Regions from separate parts of the Homo sapiens genome. Here region 1 is linked to region 2. A link is a contact called in ENCODE Hi-C or POLR2A ChIA-PET data. All regions are on one chromosome and are shown on one strand. The core of a region is the stretch at or near the end of the contact, and the rest is flanking DNA. Distances in the headings are between cores, read along the strand shown.

Region 1 (7,610 bases), core at 2,878-5,377, 56 kb after region 2:
TGCTCTTCCTTCCAGACCTAACTCCAGGAAGTGTCCCTCTCCAGGAAGCTCCTCTGATCCCCACTGGAAAGGTGTGCCTCCCCTTTGTGCCCTTTGACGTTGCCCCTGTCTCTCATGTTTGACCCATCTCAAGACTTTTGTACCTAGGTTATCTGCTTCTCCTAGACAACATGACCCTACCAAGGGACAAGGGTAAGAGCACGGGCTGTGCAGGCAATAGCACACCTGGCAGTCCTGCCTCCAGAGTTACTGGCTTTATGACCTTGTGCAGTTTCACTTCCTTCCCCTCTCTGAGCCTCAATTTTCTCATCTGTAAAATGGGGATGCAAATACCTGCCTTTTAGGATTGTTTTGTGCATCAGAAAAAATGTAAAGCTTTTGACTTAGCATCAAAGCTGACTCACAGGCACTCAGTGTCTTGTTAACTCTTAGTATTCACCTGAGCATCCTCAGTGGTTAGCATAGAACCCAGTGGTCCTCAGTTTTTTAAACAAATGAGTGGAACAGACAGATGGGTGCTGCTGGAATTCAGGGAAGGGAGTGAGGGGGCAGTGTTGATTTAAATAAAAGTAGCTTCATAGAGGGGATGGGATGTGAGCTGGACCAGAATCTAGAAAAGCAGAGAGGAAAATGGAAAGGCCTTCCTGGGTAGGGTGGGGCAGTGAACAGAATGAGAGCAAAGGCACAGAGACAAGTCTGAACATAAGTGAGACTGAACGAGCTAGAAGGAATGTGAAGTCCAGAGTAGACAATGATGACAACCATTTTATTAAAAAAAAATAGTGTCTACTATGTGTTAGCTGCTGTGCTACTAACAGGCACTGGTTTTTGCCAGTGATCTATAAGACAAGGCATGGCCATCCTCTCCTGGGCTTCCAGCCTAGTGGGGAGGGCTAGCTGGTCAACAGACAGTGTGGTGAGAGCAGGTGCAGAGTGATATCACAGCACAGAGAAGCAACCCATCCAGGCATGGGGACCAGAGAGGAACATTACTGATGGAAGTCTAAACTAGGACCTAAAAGATCAATGGGAACCAGCTGGCCAACATGGTGGAACCCCATCTCTACTAAAAATACAAAAATTAGCCAGGTGTGGTGGGGCATGCCTATAATCCCAGCTTCTTGGGAGGCTGAGGCACTGTACTCCAGCCTGGGCGACAGAGCAAGACTCTGTCTCAAAAAAAAAAAAAAAAAAAAAAAAAAAAAAAAAAGATGAATGATAGTTTACCAGAAAAGAGGAGGAGGATGAATGTTCAGTGGGGAGTGAAGATGTGTGCTGAAGCCTGGAGGTGAGAGTTACGGAGGGTGGAGGGGGAGAGAGAAGCCTGAGCCATTAGCAGGGGCAGAGTCTAAAGGGCTCTGCAAACCACTTGAAAGTCCTTGGCCTTCATCCTGAAGGCAGTGCTGAGGGGCTTGCGCAGAGAGTTGGGCTGGTTTTGAGTTTACTGTGTGCCAGTCCTATGCCAGGCTCTTGGCATGTCTTACATCAGAGTTACCCACACGGTAAGTCTGTGAAGGAGGTGTGATGCTCATCTTACAGAGAAGGCAACCAAGGCCTAGAGAGGTTAGAGAACTTGTCTAAGGTCACATGGCCAGTAGGTGACAACCTGGGCTTGGAACCCAAGTCTGACTCTGAAGCTTGGGCTCTGAAGGTGTGCACCACACTGCCAGACTCATCAGGGCGTGTGGCTGGTCAGTGCAATGCCAGGACAGCGAAGACACTAGTCTGCCTGCACCAGAGGGCTAGCCTCAGGATATCAGGAAATCTTTCTGGAAAGGTAGGTAGCAGTCAGAATGGGAATGGCGCTGAATGCCAGGGCTAAGCAAGATGGGATTTACCCTGAGATATTGATGAGCAATTAAAGGTTTCAGAACAAGGAAAGGACAAAATGACAGTAAGACCTAGGCATTCCCAAAGCAAAGTTACAGGCTCATGTCTGAGAAATCCAAAGTAGTCCTTTCTGCCAGGCCATCTTCCAGAGGTTTCCCAGAAGCAACCTAGGTTGTTTTTTTTTTTTTTTTTTTTTTTTTTTCGTTTTTTGACAGGGTCTCACTCTGTCACCCAGGCTGGAGTGCAGTGGTGCGATCATGGCTCACTGCAGCCTCCAATTCATGGGCTCGAGGGACCCTCCTACCTTAGCCTCCCAAGTAGCTGGGACTACAGGTGCACACCACCATGCCCAGTTAATTTTTTTAAATTTTACTTTTTGTAGAGACCAAGTCTTGTGATATTGCCCAGACTGGTCTTGAACTCCTGGCCTCAAGAGATCCTCCCACTTCTGACTCCTAAAGTACTGGGATGTGCCTTCCGAAATGCATATGCCACTGTGCCTGGCCAGCAACCTGGATTGTAATGCTGGCTTCTGTCTCCTTAACTTGCTTTTACCAAACCAAACCTTCTCTTTTTGTTAGGCTGTGCAACCACAGTGCTGGTGACAGGGGCAGGAGTTGGCGAGATGGTGCTGCAGATGCTGGTTGGTTCGGTATGTGGGGACCTGTAAGGGAGAGGGGAGCATTTGGGGAGCACTCCTCTGACAGGTGAGAAGATGCAGATAGCCACCTTCTGAACTCAAACTGTCCCTTTCCTGAGTCTCCAGCAAAGCCAGCAGGGCCCCCTGTGCCGTTGTTACCTGTTTCCGTTTCCAAGCCAGCCCTGAGAGCTGAGCCTCCATATGTGGGATCTGGAGATGTAAACGGATGCATGGAAAAGTCCAAAGCAAACACAAGCCATGTCTGGGAGCAGGGCCAGAGGGGGCCCGTGGGAATGCTGTTTAGCTCTCAGAGCCTGAGATGGGTTGGAACTGCAGTCAGAGTTCTTTTTCCATCCCTTCGGAACCCACCACTCCCTACCCCACCTCTCACAGCCTCTGGCCACCCTGCAGAGGGCCCAGCTTCCTGCTCAACTCCTGCCCTGACCGAGAGGGCCAACTCTTCCAGTTCTATTCAAATCCACCCATGTTTCATTTATTCACCAGGAAAAAAAAAAAAACAACCTAACATCTACTTTTTATTGAATACTATAATGTAGATATTATTCCCCTTTTTACAACAGAGGACACGGAAACTCAGATGAATTTAGCAACTTACCCTAGGTCAGTCACACTTCCAGAAACTGACAGAGAGGACCTCACATCTAGATCTTCCGGCCTCCAAAATCTCCCTCATTGTGACTCCATTCTCCTTTCCTCCTCTTTTGCCCTGCTGGAGGGAGGGGAAGAGCTGCATCTCACCATACCCTCCTCATTGAAATGATGTGACATCTGGGACTTGCTTTAGTGTAACCTAGTGCAGAAAAGAAGTGCAAGGCCACCAATGAAACCGGTGCTGACTGCTAAAGTTGAGTGTTGGGTTCATTGGAGCTCCATATACTACTTTAACATGTTTTAAATTCTCATAATAAAAGAGTAAAACAATATATCCTCTGCAAAGTTCTGGTTAGGGCTTATGGGTATAGAAACACCTAGTATGACTGGAGCTTCAGTGATGATAGAGATCGTCAGAAGGTTCCAGAACACAGAGCTGCAAGGGACTGCAGGGGGTCACCAGGTCCAGTCCCTGCCTTAGAGCAGGACTTCGGCCTTCTCCAGACACATCAACTTGAAACAAGGCCAAGGCCTCCCTCCTCCCCGTGATTCCATCTCTTGGTGTGACGGGCCTCAACTTAGCTGAAAAACCAGCCAAGGATGGAGAAGGCTGCTTCCTCCGATACACCTTCCACGTGAAGTTTTAATTGTCTGTCTCTCTGTGTTTTCCCCTTTGGCAGATATTCCAGGCTCAGGGCAGCTATAGTTTCCTGGTCTGTGGCGTGATCTTTGGTTGTCTGGCTTTTACCTTCTATATCTTGCTCCTGTTTTTCCACAGGATGCACCCTGGACTCCCATCAGGTAAGGAAAGTATCTGTTTCTACACAAGAGGAGGAAAACAGAGCCGGGGTCGGGGAGCGGGGGAGCAGGAGATGCTATGGATCTTAACGTGCCAGAAACGCTGCTCTGTTCCAAGTAAAATGCAAGGAAATGTTTATTTTTCTACAGCTTCCTTTTCCTCTCTTCCTGCTTTCCATACGATTGTCTGCGCTGGACTCTTAAGATAGGCGAGAGCTGGGTCGGCTGACTCATGGTTTCTCCATTAGCAGAGGGGTATGGATTGTGAACTTGGCTTCCTGCATCCCACCATGTCATGGGACCATGAGCCAAGAATCTCTTTCCAGCCTGTTCAGGGAACTGAAAGGCAGAGCCCGACTCCTTGGCTGGAACTCAGCCCAACGGCCTAATTGGCCATCTCTTTGCAGTTCAGGATTTTGATTCTAGTCCAAATCTTTTTTTCAAAAAGAAGTCCTTCAGGCCAAGTAGCAAAGAAAGTCTCCTTCAGGGCACAGACACCTCCTAAGAATAGTCTCCCTTCTAGAGACCCCAGGCAGGGGGAGTCCCAAAGCAATTTTCATAACCCTGAGCCCTTACCTGCCCTTTTGCCCACTGCTTTCAAAGTGCCCAGGGACTGCATCGGCTGTGTGCAAAGCCAGTTCTTAAGAGAAGGTGCCCAGGCGGAGACTCTGTCCTCCCTATAAAAAGCAAAATCATCACAAAAAGACTAAAGGAACAGGCATTCACCATCCGCTCTCAGTGGGTGAACATATCTACGCTCTAAACGCTCAGTACAAAGGCCCAGAAGGAAAGGTGGCCCCCAAAACAGCACTAACTATAGCCTCACTTCTGAGACAGCAGTACTGGTTGCACACACACAGGAGTTTCATTTAAGACCTACATTCAATTAATATTTGCTGAACATTAAATGAATAACACTTAATGGGCTCCTTATTCATGGGAGACAGACACATTCCCCAAGCCCTAGACAGCAGTCTCAGGAAACTGCCTCCACCAACTGTTCGCCAGAACTAGGGGGTCTGACTTTTCACTTTGCTCCCTCTAGAGCCACAGAATGGCAGAGAAACAAACAGCCTGGGTAAGCTCTCAGAATGAATCATCACTGCAACTCATCAGAGCTGCTGAAACATGCTACCTGTTTTGTTTTTCTTTTGTAGTTCCTACCCAAGACAGATCAATTGGAATGGAAAACTCTGAGTGCTACCAGAGGTAAAACTGGGTGAAGAAGGCAAGAGAAGACTTTCAGCCTCTTGATCACCAGCACGACCATACTGTTTCAGAAAGCTGGGTGGTGGTGGAGGCGCTCTCTCAATGGCTATTCAAGTCTTCTCCACTAAAACTTGGTTGGGTAGAGGAAATTAAATTGAGTCCTGGTACCTGGTCAAAATCATTAGAAGTTTACCTGGCTTCTCAAGTTATCTTCTTCCCTGGTTCAGACTGTTGGTAAGAGCTGTCCAGATACCCAGATGGGAAGGAAGGAGACAGCCGCGCGCTTCACTCCATTTGTCACCTCATGCATGGACCATACTCTGGGTTTGAGATCATTCTTCATTGAAGTTTGTAAAAATAGGTTGAAATTGTAAAGCTCCATGATCATTGCTATATGTAGATATATTTCAATTTAAGCAAAACAAGCTGCAAGTTATTCCCTGGCATGCTCAAAGGATTTTCGTGCTTTTCACTTAATAGTCCAAAGTCTCTTAAATTCCTGCTGCAGACATCAATAGCTTATCTATATTCTCAAACACCAAAAGGAAAAGTTGAATCTTGCTCTCTTTGGTATACTAATGTAGTGGTATGCTAAGCTGGCTCATACCAACTTAGAAAAGCTGATTGTAAAATTTTCATTTTGACAGCTGGTTATTAAATGCAGCCATTATTAAAAATCAAATCATACAAACTTATAATTAAATCAATTACATTTAAAACAAAGGTAATAAATATTCAAAGCATATCACTTCCTAATTTGATCTTGATGCTCTTGAGGTAATTTACGTCCATGGTACCTGTGTGGTGGAATTACTATATATGATGGTGTGCTACTGTGCACCTTGTCTCAACTCCACTCTTCGTGATAGCATGTTGGTAGCTTGAAATCAGCCTGGTGGGAGTATTACCATGGACACTGGCAAAAGCTACAGATCCCGGAGAGCCAGTGGTTAAACATTTACCAGCATACCACTGCTAGTAATCAAGGCTAACTGGTCCAGAAATCGCCCAGGAGAATGAAATGGATGTTCCATTTTTTTCTACTGACATTGACTAGCATATAAAAGGTATAGAAACAGCACTAAGACTTTCTGAAAATACCTAATGAAAATTTTACATCTTTTTTTGTTTTTGTTTTTGTTTTTGAGACAGAGTCTCACTCTGTTGCCAGGCTGGAATGCAGTGGCGTCATCTCGGCTCACTGCAACCTCCGCCTCCCAGTTTCAAGCGATTCTCCTGCCTCAGCCTCCCAAGTAGCTGTGACTACAGGCGCATGCCATCACGCACAGCTAATTTTTTGTATTTTTAGTAGAGACGGGATTTCACCGTGTTAGCCAGGATGGTCTTGATCTCCTGACCTCATGATCTGCCCGTCTCGGCCTCCCAAAGTGCTGGGATTACAGGCGTGAGCCACTGCACCCAGCCAAAAATTTTACATCTTTTATAGAGGGAAAAAAACTCTTTATACCATGGCAAGGCCTTTTCTTTCACAAAAAGCTGGGCCTACTGAACAATTCAAGCTGTGCAGTAGTAGACTGAAAGCAGGATTTGTTGAGGAGTTACAGCTCCTGTCCAGAGCAAATCCTGTAGTGATACAAGGAGAATGTAAACTTGCCAGCTTAGACAGGGATCAGTCCTGAGACTGCTGGCAGTAGCAAATGGCTATTAGAGTAACTGTATAATGGTTTTGCCTGCACTTTCTCTATGTATATACAAATGTACATGTATAAATATAAAAATTAAGTGATCATGGTTCTTGGTAACCTGTCCCAAGTGCTGTGATTCACACGCCTGACACTAAAAGGTTCTTCCTGGTCCAGTCAGCCAGCTGTGACCACCAGCAGCACAGCTGAGTGCTGAGAATCTGGCTGGAAAGAGAAACGTGGCTCAAGTGCTGGCTCACCTTCTAGCTGTGTGGCCCTGGGCAGGTTACTGAGGCTCTTCCAACCTCACTTTTCACATGTAAAATGGCATTTCTAAAAGTACCTACCCTACCTCAAAGGAATTCTGAAAAAAGTAAGTGAATTTGTATAAAGCAAAGCACTCACAATATGCCTGACACACAAACTGCTTAATAAATGTTAGTAATTTTTAAAACCTCCTCATAAGCGGCTTAGAAATTATTCATGTTTGGTACATATTTATTGCAAGTCAAGCAGATCCAACTTTTTTGAAAGCTGGTGGTCTAGGAGTATAGTTTTAATTATATTTGTAAATACTCAAAAGTATTAGATGCCAGTCTAATTTAAATGCAGTCTGACTGTAGCGAGTAACTGACCTGGGCAATGAAAAAGCAGTTGTATTTTTCTTGTGGTTTTTCAAGAAAATATCCTTTTTATACAGATTTAGAAAGAAGAATCAATGGCTATATCGAAGTTGATTGTGACTAATTTGTTAATACAGAAAACAACATTAACACAAATCTAAGAGTACCTTTCCTAAAATAAAATATTTAAACTTATTAAGTGTGTTATCCATTATGAAGAACAATTGATCCTCTTGCATACACTCAGAAACAAAT
Region 2 (7,321 bases), core at 1,260-3,759:
TTCCATGCAGCAGCAGGCACCTCGGGCTACCCCTGCTGCCTTGAGCTTAGACTTTAGACTCGAGTCCCCATTTACAGTCACGGGGTACAGCCAATCTTGTTTCTAAGGTGTTTCCAAACTCTACTCCCCAACCTCCACTCCTAGGTGTTCCTGGGCTGCAGAGGGCCTCCAGAGAGGCTTCAGGACATTCCACTGACTGTCCCACTGTCACCACTAAGGGTTGAGCCTCCTCGCTAGCAAGGTGCCTAAGCCCCTTGTACCCTGGCTCCGACTTCTTTGCATACTCTGCAATCTTGCTACTAGACCAAGGACCCATTTTCCCCAAGGGCACCTCCTACCTTAAGCCCTTGTGCCTGAGTCTGTCCACGTTCCCTCTGTTTGGACTTCCTTCCTTCCTTCCAGCTCCCTGCAGCACCAGTTCCAGTTCAGTCACTGTGCCTTGGGCAAACTCCCTCACCTGGCTGAGACCTTGGTGCTTTTGTCCCTACAATGAAGGTGGGTCCTGGATGCCCTCAGAGTCTCATTCTTGCTCCTGGATGTTACATAAACCTGTCTGCTGTCACTTTCGTGTTTTATAATCCCCCCTCTTCTTCTTTCAAACATGCCTCAAACTCCCTTCCTCCAGGAAGCCTTCCTTAATCAGCCCCGTGAATGCTCCCATATGTGCTCAGTTCTGGTGGTAGCAAGTGGGCCTATGCCAGTGCTGGTGCCAAGGGGTCCACAGGGGCCTTAGCTCCCTCATAACCTCCATTGCCTGAAAGGCCACCCAAATACCTATAACCTAAGTGAAAAACAGAGCTTAGCATAGAAACAGTGACCACTTCTCAGTAAATCCCCCAAGCATTCTCCCAATCCCCAACCAGACCTACCCCAAGCCAGACAGTCTAGAAATTCTAGTTGTCTATAGTCTACACTTTTTATTTTTTTGGAGACGGAGTCTCGCTCTGTCACCCAGGCTGGAGTGCGGTGGCGTTATCTTGGCTCACTGCAACCTGCACCTCCTGGATTGAAGCAATTCTTCTGCCTCAGCCTCCCAAGTAGCTGGGACTTACAGGCACATGCCACCATGCTCGGCTAATTTTTTGTATTTTAGTAGAGACGGGCTTTCATCATGTTGCCCAGGCTGGTCTTGAACTCCTTAGCTCAGGCAATCCGCCCACCTTGGCATGCTGCTCTCAGCGCACACAATGGGCATGGGAGAACAATGACGAGGAGAAAAACATCCCGCCCGCGCGTCCATGGGCTCACATCCTCCTTTCCCAAAGTGAAAGGATTACAGGCATGAGCCACCGCACCCAGCTTAGTCTACACTCTTGTATCTAGGTTTTCAGTGTCTAAGTCTCTTTCTTGGGTTTAAGTTGTAAGCTGCCTGGGATGAAAAGCGCCATGCCTTCTAATTCCTGGCTGTGACCTCCCCCAGTGGCTTTGTCAGAGGAATGACACCACCTGGTGACCAAGTATTTTTTTAAATAATTATTTGGGTTTTTGTTTGTTTGTTTTTATTTATTTTTTGAGATGGAGTTTCACTCTTGTTGCCTAGGCTGGAATGCAATGGCACAATCTCGGCTCACTGTAACCTCCGCCTCCCAGGTTCAAGCAATTCTCCTGCCTCAGCCTCCCAAGTAGCTGGGATTACAGGTGCATGTCACCATGCCTGACTAATTTTGCATTTTTAGTAGAAACGGGGTTTCACCATGTTGGTCAGCCTGGTCTCGAACTCCTGACCTCAAGTAATCCACCTGCCTCAACCTCCCAAAATGCTGGGATTACAGGCGTGAGCCACCGCGCCTGGCTAATGTTTTTAATAATTATGAAAATGCTTTCACGCCCAGTAGCCCTTGTTGCCTCACCTTCTGTGAGGGAAACAGAGCATGCACGATTTCCCCATTTCAGTGGATGGGGAAACTGAGGCTTTGGGATTTTGAACTCCTTGCACATGGGAGGTTAAGTGGCAACACTTGGCCTCCTACCAGGCACACCCCTGCCCCAACGCTGTGCACCGTAGGTCAGTAACTCTGAACTGTTTTGTTTGCCAGCTCAGGTTTTAATCCGTTTCAGCATCGGGCCGTGAGCAGTGGCCGCGGGGCTAGCAGGAGAGCCAGAATAAGCAGATTTGGCTTCTAATCTGACTCACCCAACTGGTTCAGAATGCAGCCAAACCGGGGAAATTTGGGTGAGCTCCTCCTCTTCCCCTCCCTCACTTGCTCTCGCAGTTGTCCTCTAGCACCTCTCTCTATCCCTCCCTCCCCGTCCCCCCGCCCCACTCCCCCAGCTCTGGGAGCGCATGCGGGGGCGGGGTCCTAGGAGGATGTGAGCCCATGGACACGCGGGCGGGATGTTTTTCTCCTCGTCATTGTTCTCCCATGCCCATTGTGTGCGCTGAGAGCAGCACGTCACCAAGTCGCCTGGCAGGCTCTCAGCAGAGCTGGGGAATGTTTCCGGAGTGGACTAATCCATTATGAATGGCCGAAACTTTTTAAAAGCTCTGGCGTTTCTTTGCATGGCCAGACTGGGAGAGCCAAAGAGAAGGAAGGATTTGGAAACTCCTGGCTTTGAGGCTACAGGTCCCAGGGACCTTGGCAGACCCGTGGTTTGCCAAGAGGGCCTTTCAGACTGGGCCTGCCACCCAGTGAGGGATCTAGGAATGTCACGTGGAGGGGAAATGGCAGGTGGGGCCGTGGATGGAGGGCTCAGCTGGAGGTGTGGAAGGAGTCAAAATTGTATTATTTTTTGTTTACAACACCTGACCCCAACTTGGGACTTGGGATGGCTCACACCTGAGTATGGGAAAGGACCTAGTCACCTTTGAAAGCTTCACTGAGCTCCCCCCAGAGGAAATGGAAAGTCAGAATTGTTTTGAAGTGGGTCAGTGTTTGCCAGTGGGTGAGTAATGCTCAGTGCTCCCAGCTCTTTCCTCCCAGAGAAAGCATTCCTCTATGCATCCCTCTCTTTACCACTAGGCTGGGGGTGCCATCTCTCCGAGGTGCCCAGTGCTTTGCGTACATTTCTTCATTGTTTGATTGGTCTTGTGAGAATCAACTCACAGCAAGACCAATAAGCTTGTGTAGTAACCTATTTCTTTAGATGAGGAAACTGAGTTTCACAGAGACTGAGATTGCTCCAGACCACGCAGCTACTTTGTGGCAGAGCTGGGACTGGAACCCAGGTCTGTGACACTCCAAAGTCCATGTTCTGCGACAGAATTTCTCAAGCATTCAGGTGCATAAGTGATGGCTGGGGTGCCAGCCGAGAGTGCAGATTTCTGGGCGCTGTCCCCTCTTCCTCATCCTAATTCAACAAATCAGAGTTGGGGGCAGGAATCTGCATTTTTGACAAATAACAGGTGATTCGGAAGCGGTTGGGGCAAGGTTGAGAAACACTGACTTGGGGCTCTGTTGTTGTTGTTATTGCTTGAGACAGAGTCTTGCTCTGTCGCCCAGGCTGGAGTGCAGTGGCACGATCTTGGCCCATTGCAACCTCCACCTCCCAGGTTCAAGCAGTTCTCCTGCCCCAGCCTCCCAGTTAGCTGGGATTACAGACGTGTGCTACCACGCCTGGCTAATTTTTTTTTATTCTCCAATTTAAAACTTTTAATTAAAAAGTAAACTTCAATGTCAAAAATGCAAACTTGGGGAGGGCAGAAGTATCACCCACAAGGCTGTCACTTCACACTTGGAGGGTTGCACAGCGGCCAGGCAGAGGCACTCCTCACATCCCAGATGGTGGGCGGCGGCCGGGCAGAGGTGCTCCTCACTTCCCAGACAGGGTGGCGGCCAGAAAGAGGCACTCCTCACTTCCCAGACAGGGCGGCGGCCAGAGAGAGGTGCTCCTCACTTGACACGTGGCTAATTTTTGTATTTTTAGTAGGGATGGGGTTTCACCATGTTGAGCAGGCTGGTCTTGAACTCCTGACCTCAGGTGATCCCGCTGCCTCAGCTTCCAAAGTGCTAAGATTACAGGCGTGAGCCACCACGCCCACCCAGGGCTCTGTTTTATGACGTCAGCCAAAAGAGCAGCAACCTGGTCTGAAAACAGGCGCAGGCTAGGGCCCTGCTGAGCCCTCAAGGGGCGGCCCTCTCCCCTCACTCCGCCTTCACCTATAGAGTGAAACCCAAGAGAAGTAGCCCCATCTCTCAGAAGGCAAAGGACCCATCTTCTGCCTAGAAAATCTCCCATTGCACTTTATAACATTTTCAACCCCCAGAGAGAAACCTGAACCACACCGGAACATTTAGTCATCCCTCAGAGGTTTATGGGCCCCTTGCCATGAGTAGGGGTTGGGACAGATACCACTCAGATGGGTGTAAAGCAGGTTTCTCAGAGATGGGTGCATCAGGACCCTCCTGCTTCAGAATTATCTGAGGGTCTGCTAAGAATGCAGAGTCCTGGGCCCTACCCCAGACCTCCAAAGTCAGAATCCCTGGAGGATGAACTCTGGGAATCTGCATTTTAAATACTCTCCTCAAGCAATTCTGTAGCAAGTAGACGTTTGAGAAGTGGTTTCCTGAGAGTCTGGGAAGGAAAGAAACTGGAAACGCTGTAGCTTTGGGTCCTGCGGGTTAAAGACCACAGTAAGACACCCAAACTACATTTGTCAGCCGGGAATCCCTGGAGTGCAGCTGTGGATTTGTGAAAGGAGAGCTGCACATGGCACGTGGAGGTCTGGGTTTGAATCCTGGCTTGGCTACTCTGTGATTCTGGACCAGTGACTTAATCTCACGGAGCTCAATTCCTCACATGCCAAATGGGATACTCTAGTCCACCTCCCAGCATCACCATGAGGACCTAGTGAGCATGCCGCAGCTCCGAATGAACAGCGCGGGCTTGTGCTGCCAGGAGCTCATTCTGCATGATGTGGCTCTAGGCAATGCCATCAATGGGCTCCTAGTAGCCTCAAGCTGGAGCAGACCCACTTCACTCTGCTGGGGAGCCAAGGGCTGGGGTGGGGTGGCTGGTTAGAGTTCAAAATCAGACTCTGGACCCATGGGGTGGCCCAGGGTACCCAAAGAGGGTCAGGGGTCAAGCTGTGCCTCACAAGACCCTGAAAAGGAAAGTGTAACCCTAGCAGGATAGCCTCGTGGTTAAGGGCATAGGCTCTAGAGCCAGAGGGCTCAAATCCTGGCTAGTGTACTTGCTAGCTGAGCGACCTTGGGCCACTTACTTCACCTCTCTGTGCCTCAGTTTTCTTATGTGTAATATGGAGATATAAAAAACATACCCACTTCCCTGACACAGGGGAAAAGTCCTCAAAATATGTCACACAATATTAGCCATTATTGACTATTAATGGAAGGATTTTATGCATGGGGAGTCTTTTAATAGTTGACTTCATAGTTGTCTGTGTCTGTGCAGGGCTGTGTGCCCTCCACATCCAAGTTTCTCCCTGGCTGCCCTAATCTGGAGATAATGCTGAAAATGGAGCCAGATGTCCAAGACTTCCAGCTGGGATTTATCCTCTTGGTAAATCTGCTAGGGTATAAGGATAAGGATGAAAGCAACGACAGCCAGATTAGGAAGTATCTCTATTAGTATCTCTTAAACCAAGGCTGCTTAAGAGAAAGCATAGATGGACATAAAAGGAATTTGACACCTGCTCTTCTCTCTTTTTTTTTTTTTTTTGAGGCAGAGCCTCACTCTGTTGCCCAGGCTGGAGTGCAGTAGCGCAATCCTGGCTCACTGCAACCTTGACATCCCGGGCTCAAGCCATCCTCCCACCCCAGCCTCCTGAGTAGTTACAACTACAGGTGTGCCCCAGCATGCCTGGCTAATTACTTTATTACTTGTAGAGACGGGATCTCGATATGTTGCTCGGGCTACTCTCTAACTCCTGGGCTCAAGGAATCCTCCTGCCTCGGCCTCCCACAGTGCTGGGATTACAGGTGTGAGCCACTGCACACGGCCTGCTCTTCTCTTCCATTTCCTTTAGGTTCAGTGAGGCATGGTGGCTCACGCCTATAATCCCAGCACTTTGGGAGGCCAAGACAGGTGGATCACTTGAGGGTCAGTTCAAGGCCAGCCTGGCCAACATGGTGAAACCCCGTCTCTACTAAAAGTACAAAAATTAGCCGAGCGTGGTGGTGCACATCTGTAATCCCAGATACTCAGGAGGCTGAGGCATGAGAATCGCTTGAACCCAGGAGGTGGAGGTTGTAGTGAGCCAAGATCGTGCCACTGCACTTTAGCCTGGGTGACACAGCAAGACTCCATCTCAAAAAAAAAAAAAAAAAAGAGACCAGCCAGGTACAGTGGCTCACGCCTGTAATCCCAGCACTTTGGGAGGCCAAGGTGGGCAGATCACCTGAGATCAGAAGTTCAAGACCATCCTGGCCAATGTGGTGAAACCCCGTCTCTACTAAAAATACAAAAATTAGCTGTGCGTGGTGGCGCGTGCCTGTAATCCCAACTATTCGGGAGGCTGCGGCAGGAGAATCCCTTGAACCAGGGAGTCAGAAGTTGCAGTGAGCCGAGATGGCGCCACTGCACTGCAGCCTGGCGACAGAGCAAGACTCTGTCTCAAAAAACAAACAAACAAACAAAAAACATTTCCTTTAGGTTCAACTTCCATGTGGACTGGGGGGCAGGGCTTGGGTAAGAGATGGGTGCAGGCAGTCTGTGAATTAAGGGATCTTTGCACGCTGAGAAACTGGGAAGGAATGGGATTCTCTGCCAGCTATGCTCTTCTCCATGAATCTGCTAAAAGGCAAGGAACCATCTCAAATCCTCTGAGAGGAAAGGAGATAGATTGGGGTTGGGCCCTGCTTCAGTCACTCCCCTGCTCCTGTCTCCTCCCCTCCTGCCCAATTTTCTTTTGGACAGATGCAGGCAAGAAGACTTGGAAGGTTCCTAGGAGGGAGTGGAAGTGTCAGGACAAATGTGTTACTTGGGCTCCCAGCCCCATTTTCTCCAAGATTCCTGACGGGATGTGAGAAAAAGCCCTCCTCTTGCCCCTCTCCTGAGGCCAACCAGCCGTCCCGAGAGCCCCTGTTCCTCCAGCTAGACCTCTGGGGGTTGGTCGGTAACCATCCTTGGTTTGGAAGATGCAGCTCTGTCTGAAGGATGCTGCTAAGTCGAGGGCCCCCCCCCCAGTGGGGAACAAGCACTGCAGCATGTCTGGCAGAACACCCCGGAAAGAGTGATGCCCAGAAAGGAGACACCACCATGAAGAGAGGACTGTGGCCAACTCGGACTCTCGTAACCCAGCCATCTCACAGAAGGTGGAGGAAGCCAACAAGGGCTTGTGGTCATTCAGCTGCATTTGCCAGCACTCGGCACGCCCCCTGAGTCAAGGCGGGGGCCATCCTAGGTGGCAAAGGGACAAGAA

What was found. A loop is a pair of places that touch in the nucleus more often than their neighbours do. ChIA-PET counts read pairs that join two places held with the same protein, here RNA polymerase II (POLR2A). Pooled maps may share reads with other maps.
Region 1: a loop to region 2 is called in a map of endothelial cell of umbilical vein, with 7 times the contacts of the local background. The contact joins two enhancer-like sites. A Hi-C loop is called at or near these places in 28 of 168 maps with a recorded cell type or tissue (A673, CD4-positive, alpha-beta T cell, HepG2 and 17 more), 2 of 37 single-sample maps with no recorded cell type and 12 of 50 pooled maps. POLR2A ChIA-PET finds 5 or more read pairs at or near these places in 13 of 52 experiments (A673, AG04450, H1 and 9 more).

What each region holds. Positions count from the first base shown.
Region 1 is chr1:205,595,369-205,602,978 of GRCh38, forward strand. SLC60A1 (solute carrier family 60 member 1) reads left to right here. Exons shown (of 10, transcript NM_181644.5): 8 at 2,412-2,482; 9 at 3,763-3,883; 10 at 5,038-7,550. The coding sequence ends at 5,093. Among named protein-coding and RNA genes, the nearest start is that of SLC60A1-AS1, 30 kb to the left of the region's middle. RefSeq lists an enhancer at 4,597-5,796. Within about 2 kb of position 4,128, at least 18 of the 41 ENCODE cell types and tissues checked have a DNase peak (open chromatin) inside an H3K27ac peak, as active enhancers do; they include dorsolateral prefrontal cortex, endothelial cell of umbilical vein, heart right ventricle and 3 more, where a contact is called at or near this core.
Region 2 is chr1:205,541,327-205,548,647 of GRCh38, forward strand. No RefSeq gene overlaps it. Among named protein-coding and RNA genes, the nearest start is that of SLC60A1, 24 kb to the right of the region's middle. RefSeq lists silencers at 2,075-2,124, 2,225-2,354 and an enhancer at 2,215-2,509. Within about 2 kb of position 2,510, at least 22 of the 41 ENCODE cell types and tissues checked have a DNase peak (open chromatin) inside an H3K27ac peak, as active enhancers do; they include dorsolateral prefrontal cortex, endothelial cell of umbilical vein, heart right ventricle and 3 more, where a contact is called at or near this core.